Regions from separate parts of the Mus musculus genome. Here region 2 is linked to region 1. Evidence: chromatin contacts called from ENCODE Hi-C or POLR2A ChIA-PET data. All regions are on one chromosome and are shown on one strand. Each heading gives the region's core, a stretch centred on a gene start or an enhancer-like site at or near the end of the contact. The rest is flanking DNA. Distances are from core to core; before and after follow the strand shown. Region 1 holds the start of Padi2 (peptidyl arginine deiminase, type II). Region 2 holds the start of Sdhb (succinate dehydrogenase complex, subunit B, iron sulfur (Ip)).

Region 1 (4,781 bases), core at 412-2,911:
GCACTGCTACTGTCAGGAGCTATGCACCCCTAGGTTAGTTCTGACAGCGTTCCTGGAAAGATAAAATAATTTAATTCTAATGCTTTGGGAAGTATCATTTGGGGGCAGTGTGGGGCACAGAAACCACGTAACTAATGAGTGCACCACACACCGCCGTCGTTTCTGCCCAGCTGGGTAACCACAGCCTTTGCCTGATCGCACAACCCTGGCTCTGCTGGGACTCACTTGCTTGACAGGAGACATGGAAGGAGTGAGTGACATACAGGACCGTTCTGCCCGTGTTGGAGGTGGGAACTCTTGCTTGCCTGCAGAGGGGTCCTCAGACCCGAGCCCACCTTAGCAGGGCAGGGGTTCCCAGTCTGGTGCCTCTTGGATTCTTTCCCACAAGCTGCCTCCTGATTGGAGAACGCTCTCCCAGGGACCAATCAGAAGTTAGCAGCTTCTCCCAGGATCTGAACCCCAAGCCTTTCAGGAGACAGTGACCCCTCTGGCTGAGATTCTGGCTCTCTGCTTCTCCACCCACATTCCTCCTAGATCCCTGATACCCAGGAACAGCTGGGGTCTTTACCATCTCCTAATTTGGGCATCTGGAGGAGAAGGATGGAGTCGAGGGCCGCTGGGCGTGCCTGGGCATACCTATGAGCAATGCGTTTAATTCAGTGTGCCCTTTGCTGGGGCTCCCTTCAGTCCCCCTCCCTCTCCAACATTCACCCCTCCACCCGCCCTTCAGTCTCCATTCCCTTAACGAAAAAGCCACTTCCTCAAATTGCATAGCCCCAGGGTTGAGTTCAGAAAGAAAGGGCCTGAGGGTGGGGTTCAGAGTGCTTCAGACCCCACCCTGCCACTAGATGTCACGGTGCACCTTGGCCTTCAGGACCATACATTGACCTCTACCTTGGCACGTCTTTTGGTGTCGCAGGCTGGAGCCCTAATCCTCTGCCCCGTCAGCCCATTGTCCTTCAACCAGGCACATCCTCCCAGCCACCGGGAGCCACCCAAATCTCCATCCATAAACACCACACAGATCAGTCCTCTCCTCGCCAGTCCTCTCACGCCCCATCCGGGGTCTTCACTACTGGCTCCAGCTCAGTATGCTCAACGCTGTCTGGGGCAGCCAGAATGCACTCCCAGATAGCCCCATTCCAGGCTCATGCTGTCGCTCTCATGCCTGGGCTTAGCATTCTGGTCCCTGCCAGGGCCACAGTTCCCCCCACTCCACCCCACTCCCTATTTCTCATGGCAATGTGGATCTAATATGGGGGGTGTCCAGCTTCCAGAAGGTGTTCAGGAGGCTCCTCTCCACCCCCTGGTGTTGCCAAGATCTTTAAGAAGCCTCAGGGTTTCCTCTGAGAAGCATTCTCCGGCCCCAGACTGGCTTTGGTTGCCACCTATTCACTCCTGCCCTGTCCCTTCGGCTACTCCTGCTCGCACTTTCTGCCCCTCGGAGCTGGAGGTGAGGGGGAGCGTCCAGAAAGGGGAATTTACTGAATAAAAGAATGAACAAGCCAAACACGGAAAACAGGAATTGACAACTTGCGGGCAGAGGGGCTTGGAGGGCGGGGCCAGGCTTGACGGACGGGTTTGCAGATCCAATCCAAGAGGAGTCCGGCGGGAAGCCCCGCCCACGCCCCGCCCCCGGCTGCTGCTTAAGGCCGCCGGCTGCTCGGCAGCGAGCGCAGGCGCAGCAGCGGAGGGCTTACCTGCAGCAGGTGCTTATTCCTGGGAGCAGCACGGAATGCAGCCGCCTATACGGGAAAATATGCTGCGGGAACGGACCGTGCGGCTGCAGTATGGGAGCCGCGTGGAGGCGGTGTACGTGCTGGGCACGCAGCTCTGGACCGATGTCTACAGGTGAGCCGAGAGAGAGTTACCCTCTCACCTACCCTTCACAAATCTTGAGACCCTGGACCTGGCTCCAGTATCCAGGTTGCCCCTCAATTCGAGATCCTCAGAAATCCAGAGAGAGTCCAGGCCAGGATCCACTTCCATGCAATCCTGAGGCCCCTCTAAGACACACAGTTACAGCCCCTGTCACAGCCTCCTCTCTGAGACTACTCCCTAAATCTAGCCTTCTCATGACTGGTCTTTCCAGCCCCTCTCCTGGGTGACTTTAACACACATGGGCTCTCTGTAACACGCCCCTTTCACTCCCCCATTCCTTCTTGGCTGACCTTTCACCCCAGCCCAGCCTCCTCCACCAGTGGACTGCCTACCCCTGCAAGCAGAAACAGCCTGGGATGTGCTGGGGACTGACTTGTCCAAAGGGGAACTGCCCACGTGGAATCTGGCCTGGTACTTATCCGATTTCACCCTCCGGGGGGTTGCTGGTGGTTGCCTGTCCCGGGGCACTGGCTGTGAGCTGTGTCCCCAAATACCTTTCCTGACTTCACCCTGAGATCAGAGAGGGGTCACTTTCCACCCGCTATGGCCCTGGGAGCCAGGGCCCGTTTCTTCCCCATTTTCTCTGCCCACACGCTCGCTCGATGGGGGTCAGGGTACCTGAGACAGAAGGCTGAAGGAATCTCGCAGAGTGTGTCCCACAAACCCAGAGAAACTGATAGGGTATAGTGTGGGACCTAGGAAAGGTGCTATGGGGAAGGAGTAGTCTGAGCAGCCTGAGAGGCCACACTGAAGCCACCATCTGCTCCGAGCACTCTCAGTGTTCTGCCTTGCGAGGGAGGAAGGGCTTCATGCTGGAGGGAGGGGCATGCCAGATTCTGTGCCTGTACATCCTCTATGGGCCGTGTTCCCAGACCATTCTGACACTAAAGCGCCTGACTCTCCCGAGCCTCCCAAAGCCCACCTAAGCACCCCCTCATGCTCTTCTGCCCGCTCTCCAGCTCCTTCCCACTGCTCGGCCACTTCACAGGAGGCCCCGGTTCCCGCTGGTCTCAGCAAGCCTAAGACGGGGCCCCTCTCTGCTCCTTTAGCCCTTAAGCCTCAGCCCCAGCCTCCACTTCACCTGGGCCTGGACTTCAGTGGGCCTTCATATAGACCCCAAAGCAGGATTATAACACAGGGGTGGGGTGTGGTCTAGGCGCCAGTGGCCTGGGAGGGTGCCCATCTCTCCCCACTCCCTGCTCTGAACTGGGCATTGCCAAGGGGTAAGCCAGGATCCTGGGCCCTAAGCCACAGTTGTCACCATGCCTGTCAGCTTGCCTGCCGGGGCACTGTGGGGACTCTCTGAAAGACTGGCATGCTGCCTCTGCTGGGGGCTAAGGAAGAAAGGGGGTCTGTGCCTAAGTCCTTGTCCTTGCTCCACCTAAGCAGAGAGAGGCCCAGCACAGTGGAGGGCAAGGGGACAGGTGTCCACTAGCCTCAGCCAGGACTCAGTTCACAGAGAGTTCCCCAACACCAAGAGTCAGCACAACCTAGACCATAACCTGCCCAGAGGAAGCTGTACGCAGGCCACCGTTGTCATTGCAAATGTTGTAATAGTCTACCTTTAAAAAAATAAGTTAACCAGACGTGGTGGTACACACCTGCAATCCCTACACACCAGAAGCTGTGGTCCGAGGACCACAAGCCGAAGGCTCATTCATACTACATAGTGAGTTCCAGCTCAGCTGGGGCCGCACAGCATGACCCTGTCTCAGTATACCCCCAACACATGCATGTGTACCTCAAAAAGGAGAAAAAACAGCCCGTAATCCCAGCACTGGGATGGGAGGCAGAGGCAGGAGGATCGCTGTATTATTCAAGACTAGTCTGGTCTACATAGTGAGTTCCAGGACAGCCAAGGCTACACAGAGAGACCTTGTCTCCCACCCCACCTCTAAGAAACACTCATAAAAGTTATTTCTTGTAATTAGTACTGGAAGCTGGGTGTGTGGTGCATGCCTTGAACCCAGCACCTGAGAGGCAGAGGATGTCCACGGATGGAGCCCTGTGAGCTTGAGGCCACGGCAACCTCCCGGCCAGACAGGGCTACCTAATAAGACCCTGCCTGTCTCAGAACAACCAAAAGAAAAGAAAAGGTGGACCTGGAGAAGTGACTTAGAGGGTAAATGTGTCGCTGTTAGCGTGAGGATCTCAGCTTGACCCTCAGGTTCCCATGTAAAAAGCTAGGTGTGGCTGTGTGCTCCTGTGCTCTGTGGGGAGCAGAGACAGAAGGTCGCTGGGGGCTTATCAGCTCGGTTCCAGGGTCAGTGAGAGCCCCTGGCAGAGAGTATCAGCATAGGACACCCAGCATCTTCCCCTGGCATCCATGTCTACTTATCACACCCACCTGCAACACATGCACACACATAAAGCACACACACACACACACACACGTTAGAGAGATGGAATTACTTTAATGCTCATGCAATAGTTTGTTAAGCCCAATGTATCCAAAGTGCCGTCGTTGGAATACGTGATCATGGAAGATAGTTCATGAGAAAGCTGCTGATCTTCGCCTGTGACGCTTTGTGATCCTTAAAGTTCATCTGGAGTGATAGTGAGCTGCTGGTTGCTCTGCAAGGGTCCCACAGTCACCTATGTTGATGGCCACTGTCCCGGATAGCACATGTCTGGACCAGAGACCCAGTATCTCTCTAGGTAATTCTTTGCTGAAGGGACTGTTCTGTAGAGTATAACGTAATGAGTGGTATTCCTGCCTCAGCTTACCCACTGTGAGTCGCAGCCTCACTCCTACACGATATGACAACCAAAAATGCCTCCAGACAATATCAGATGTCCCAGGGAAAGAAAGTCGTGTGTCAAGGGACCTCCTTCATCAGGACATGTCCAGTATCTGTAGGGACAAGCCTCTTCTCAGGTGGAAAGGACCAGAAGGGGTC
Region 2 (4,781 bases), core at 1,436-3,935, 55 kb after region 1:
GGCTCCAGGGCTGAGGGGACTCAGGCCCAGCCTATCCAAGGGTACCCTGCTTCATGGAGGGATACACTGAGTCAGCTGGAGGTTTGGATGCTGGTTGGCTGATCACACTGAATTGCCTTGCTTTTTCTCCATCCCTGACCACCCATATGTGCCTACATATGTGTATGTGTACTGCACACATGCCTGGTGCCCTTGGAGATCAGAAGAAGGCATCAGACCCCTAGACTTGAAACTAGAGATGGTTGTGAGCCACCAGGTAAGTGCTAGAAACTGGACCCAGGTCCTCTGGGGGCAGTGGACAGCAAGTGTTCTTACCCGCTGAGCTGTCGCTCCAGCCCCTTCAATATGAACTTTTAAAACCACTCTCTGCCCTGCCGAGGCTCCTCAGTGCTTCCCATGTAACCCTGAGCTACTGAGACCAACCTGGTATTTGTCTTTGCTCCTGGACTGAACGTCTAGCCCTGGGGGGGCGGGGGGGGGCAGAAAGAGTCTCTCAAGCAGAATTGCCACCCTAGGTTGCCCAGATTTCCCAGCACGACTGGAATGGGGACAGTTATTCAAACTCATCAGGGTTGTTGGGAGGACCAGAGGAGACTGTTGATGTAAACACATTTGTGGGCGATGAGGTGAGATTCTGCATAAACACAGGGCTTCCAGCAGCATGTCTGATGAAAGCAATATATCACTCTCTCCGCGGATGCCAGCCAACCAGCCCCAAACCCTGCGGTCTTACGGCAAGGACAGCTTGGCAACCCAAGTCAGGAAGGGGCCATGAAGACCTTTAAGCCCTATGGCATCTGTGCCTTTCTGGCACCCCAAAGCTCAGGGCGGAGGTGGAGCCACCCAGGAATTTATTATCCTTCCATAACATTAAGCTCCCCAAATCCCCATGACGCCCAGGAATGATGTGACTGCAGGGTGTGTGGGCACACTGGCACCAAGGGCCCCTCCAATAAATCAAGGTCTCAGTTTTGCTGGCTGCTCAATGCTTTTTCCAAGGTGACCTGGGTGGCCATTCATGTAGCAGTGGTGTCTGTCTTTGACATGGTGGCTAAAAATGGCTAAGGGGGCCAGTTCTCTAGAAATACTGCCTGTTGACACCCTGGAGGAGTTACAAAGAAAATGACAGCCTTCCTACAACCTTGGCCGATTTGGGTGGCCCTGATGGTGGTCCCTTGGGTAGTCTAGAAGAACCTACCCAGTGCTGAGCCAGGGCCCCTGAGAAGCCAAGGCCACCTTACCATCTGTTGCGCAAGACAACCACACCAGTCATAGAATCTTAACTCAGCTGCCACAACCCCTAGTGATTCAGGCAAGGACGCTATAAGTCAAAAAGTGGCGAAGGACTTGTCAATGGTCACATGGCCTTGAGGGGGCGATCAAGGTAACCCCCAGGGGTTCAGGCCTCTCCACACCCCCTTTAATGAGGCTACCTGGCAGAGAAGCCAGATTCAGGGTGAGTTCCCAGAAACTTGGCCCCATCTAGCCATTCCTCCTGTCATGGTAATTTCTCCAGTGTCTTCTAAAAGAGCCAGCGTGAGGAAACCCAAGACTATAAACAGTGCCCTCCTCTGCCAAAGGTGAGCGGAAAGAAATCAAATCCTTCCTCTGGTAACAAGGACCAGCAAAGTCACTGGGTGCCCCAAGAGACCAAGTGACTTGGGATACCAAGATCACGCCTGCCCAAGGTGGTCAAATCCCCAGTCAGAGGGTGGGGGGCTCTGAGAGAACCCATAAAAGGTGTCAGAAAGGCTGGACAGTGGTGGCGCATGCCTTTAATCCCAGCACTTGGAAGGCAAAGGCAGGCGGATTTCTGAGTTCAAGTCCAGTCTGGTCTACAAAGTGAGTTCCAGGACAGTCAGGGCTACACAGAGAAACCCTGTCTAGAAGTGCCAGAAAAAAAAAGCAGCTCAGGTGACTAAGGAAACTGACGAAATCTGAGGACACAGGTCGGTTAGTAGAAGGCTTGTTCAGCACACACAGGCATGGTGGCACACAGCTGTAATCCCAGCTCTCTGCAGTTCTTTACCTGTAGGAAGATCTGAAGTTGGGGACAGTGGACAGCCTGTGGGTCCTTGGTGGACAGCCTATAAGCTACATCACCCATCTTTCCTATTGTCATCTTCCTTGGGGTTAGAGAGGAATTAGGTGAGCAGCTCGCTCACTTACCACAGCATTCCAGAGGCTGGCACCAGCCACATACTAGGTACCCTTTCTGGCTGCTTTGGTTTTGGTTTTGTGTGTTTTGAGGCAGGGTCTCAAGTATCCCAGATGGACTCGACCTCATTAAGTAGCGGAGGGTGAGCTTGGTTCTCCTACTGTCTCCATATGCCGGGCATGCAACTTCTGTACCGACGTGACGTTCATCTTTTGATCACTTCAGTCACTTAACAAGTGTCCCAATCAGGTAGGGACTGACAGGTTCTCTAGATTTAGCACAAAGCTGACCAGACAAGAGTCACAGGTGATTGACAGACACCACTGCAAGTAGAGAAGGGTTAAAAATCACAGCCACCAGCAGAATAGGAAAGCCCCGCCCTCCTGGCCTCTGCCCCGCCCCTCCACGCTACCCTTCCCTCTCCCGCCCCTCAGACTCCAGAGGTCACCTTAGGAACATAGGAAGCCCAGTGGGCATGCGCCCTACGGGCCGCTGCTGCACACACGCACTTCCTGTACATTGGCTCGGAGAAACCGGAAGCGGCCTTCCACTCGTTGGCGCTTAGGCGGCTAGCGGTCCTCAGGGTGAGAGGCCGGCTTCCCACCGCGGTGTTCGACGGGATGCCGGAGGGGAAGGGGTGGGGCTGACGTCAGGAGCCAAAATGGCGGCGACGGTCGGGGTCTCCTTGAAGCGCGGCTTCCCGGCTGCCGTTCTCGGCAGAGTCGGCCTGCAGGTGAGCCCGGGAGCCGTGGTTCAGTGGGGAGCCGTGCCCGTCACCGAGGCTGCCTGGGTAGAGAGGCCGCGGAGAGGCGGAAGGAGCCCGGGTCCAGGCCTCGGGGGAGGACTTAACCCGGCATCCTGCTCTTGAGCATCCTTTCAGACAGCCATTCCGCGCTTCTCCATCACCGGAGAGAGAGGCGCGGCCGGGAGGAGGTTGGAAGAGAGAACAGAAAGACAGAGGTCTGGGAGGAGGACAGGGAGAGGTCAAGGTCATAGGATGAGCGACCTGTGGTCGGGACCCAGAATCAAATCCTGCTAGTTGTACTCCGCCAGGCTTGTGTGAAAGGGAGGCCTGCGGGGTGTCTGGGGTGGGACCCGGGAGGCCAGGTCGCACCTCCAGGTTAGGCTGGTCTGGATCGGTCAGGTCGGAGGGCGGTGGACTCTGCAAGGCAATGCACTTGACCCGCAGAGGAAGGGAGACATGAAAGAAAGCGACCCCGACCCCTTGAAAGATCCGTACTGTGGAAGTCTGCAGGCAAGACCCGGTTCCCTGAAGCGTGCTTATTCAGGGGTGTGTAGCGGCACTGATCTCATACCGCTGGCATGGGATGACAGGCAGAGCCTGGAGCTGCTTTTGTTAATAATTCTGTAGTAGCTCTGTCATAGGTCTCCCCACACGCCCTGTATCCTCGGGAGCTGCACAGTAGAAGCATTTAGAAAGGCGAGAAAAACTGCCTCTCCTTACTTTACAGATACCATTCAGTCCTCCTCTGGGCTTCTGGATAGTCCTTCACAGGCGGACAACAGGAACTCCCATTTTGTTTTGGGGGGTTTTGTTGGTTTTTTTTTTTTTTTTTTTTAGATTTGTGTGTGTGTGTATGAGTGTGTGCTTTCATGTATATGCACCATGTGCCCGTGGAGAAAAGAGAGCTGTATTTCCTGAACTGGAGTCACAGGTGGTTATCAGCCGCCATATGCGTGCAGGGAACTGAACTCTGCTCCTTCCAAAGTGCTAAGATGAATCTCCACCCTGTGATAATTTTAGTGTTGTTTTGGTTAGGTTTTGACTTTTCGGACAGTGTCTTTATGCAACCCTGGCTGGCCTGGAACTCAGAGATTCTCCGGCTTCAGCCTTCTGGGTGCTGGGATTAAAGGTGTGAGCCACCACCACCACCCGACTTGTGCATCCCTTTGCATGCACACCTATCACACCAGCACTCCAAAGGCTGATGCAGCAAGATCAGGAGTTTAAGGACATCCTCAGCCCCACACGGAATCCAAGGCCAACCTGGGCTACTTGGGACCCTGTCTCAACAAAAACAGACAGTGCCTTACCAGAGCCTCAGGCTGGTGTCCCAGATATTCAGTTAATGATTCTGTTTTTGTTGTTGAGAATGTTATGCATGAGTACTGTATTTAAATAATTTCCACCCCCTCTCTCCTCCCATGCCTCCCCTCCCTTTCACACTCATGACTTCTTTAATTATCATTGCTAAATATATACATACACAATCTCTTAAGTGCATTTAGTGTTCCTTATGCATGACGAGTTTAGGGCTGAGAACATGGGATGAATAATCACAACACCAGTCCGTGCCAAGGGGAATGGGAGAAATTTCACAAGGCCCCACCCCTAGTTGAAGAGCTGCAGCAATCAGTGGCTAACAAAGGGGGTGTGTCGGTTTGGGGGAGGAGCCACATGATAGGTTGTCCAGTTAATGGTTCTTGGTGACCTTGTTCTTCAGCCTCTTTCCTCGTTGCTGAGGCAGCAGTTGAGTTGTAAGAGCCCTGCTGTAAGGGGTGACTTCTCAGGCTCAGGCTGGGCTTTCTGAGTGTAGAAGAGGCTGGCTTCAAAGGTCGGACTCTGGTAGGATTTCAGGAGAGGCCTTTGCCTACTTTCCAG

What was found. Hi-C counts contacts between places; a loop is a spot of excess contacts on that map. ChIA-PET counts read pairs that join two places held with the same protein, here RNA polymerase II (POLR2A).
Region 2: a map of gastrocnemius shows a loop between it and region 1 (8-fold over the local background). The contact joins the promoter of Sdhb here to the promoter of Padi2 in region 1. A Hi-C loop is called at or near these places in 30 of 37 maps with a recorded cell type or tissue (CH12.LX, CH12F3, Patski and 11 more). POLR2A ChIA-PET finds 5 or more read pairs at or near these places in 4 of 5 experiments (Patski and embryonic stem cell).

Annotation. Positions count from the first base shown.
Region 1 is chr4:140,904,699-140,909,479 of GRCm38, forward strand. It overlaps Padi2 (peptidyl arginine deiminase, type II), which reads left to right and starts at 1,662. Exons shown (of 16, transcript NM_008812.2): 1 at 1,662-1,851. The coding sequence starts at 1,736. It overlaps Gm46719 (a long non-coding RNA gene), which reads right to left. Exons shown (of 2, transcript XR_001784481.2): 2 at 4,276-4,564.
Region 2 is chr4:140,958,586-140,963,366 of GRCm38, forward strand. Sdhb (succinate dehydrogenase complex, subunit B, iron sulfur (Ip)) reads left to right here and starts at 2,686. Exons shown (of 8, transcript NM_023374.4): 1 at 2,686-2,891. The coding sequence starts at 2,820.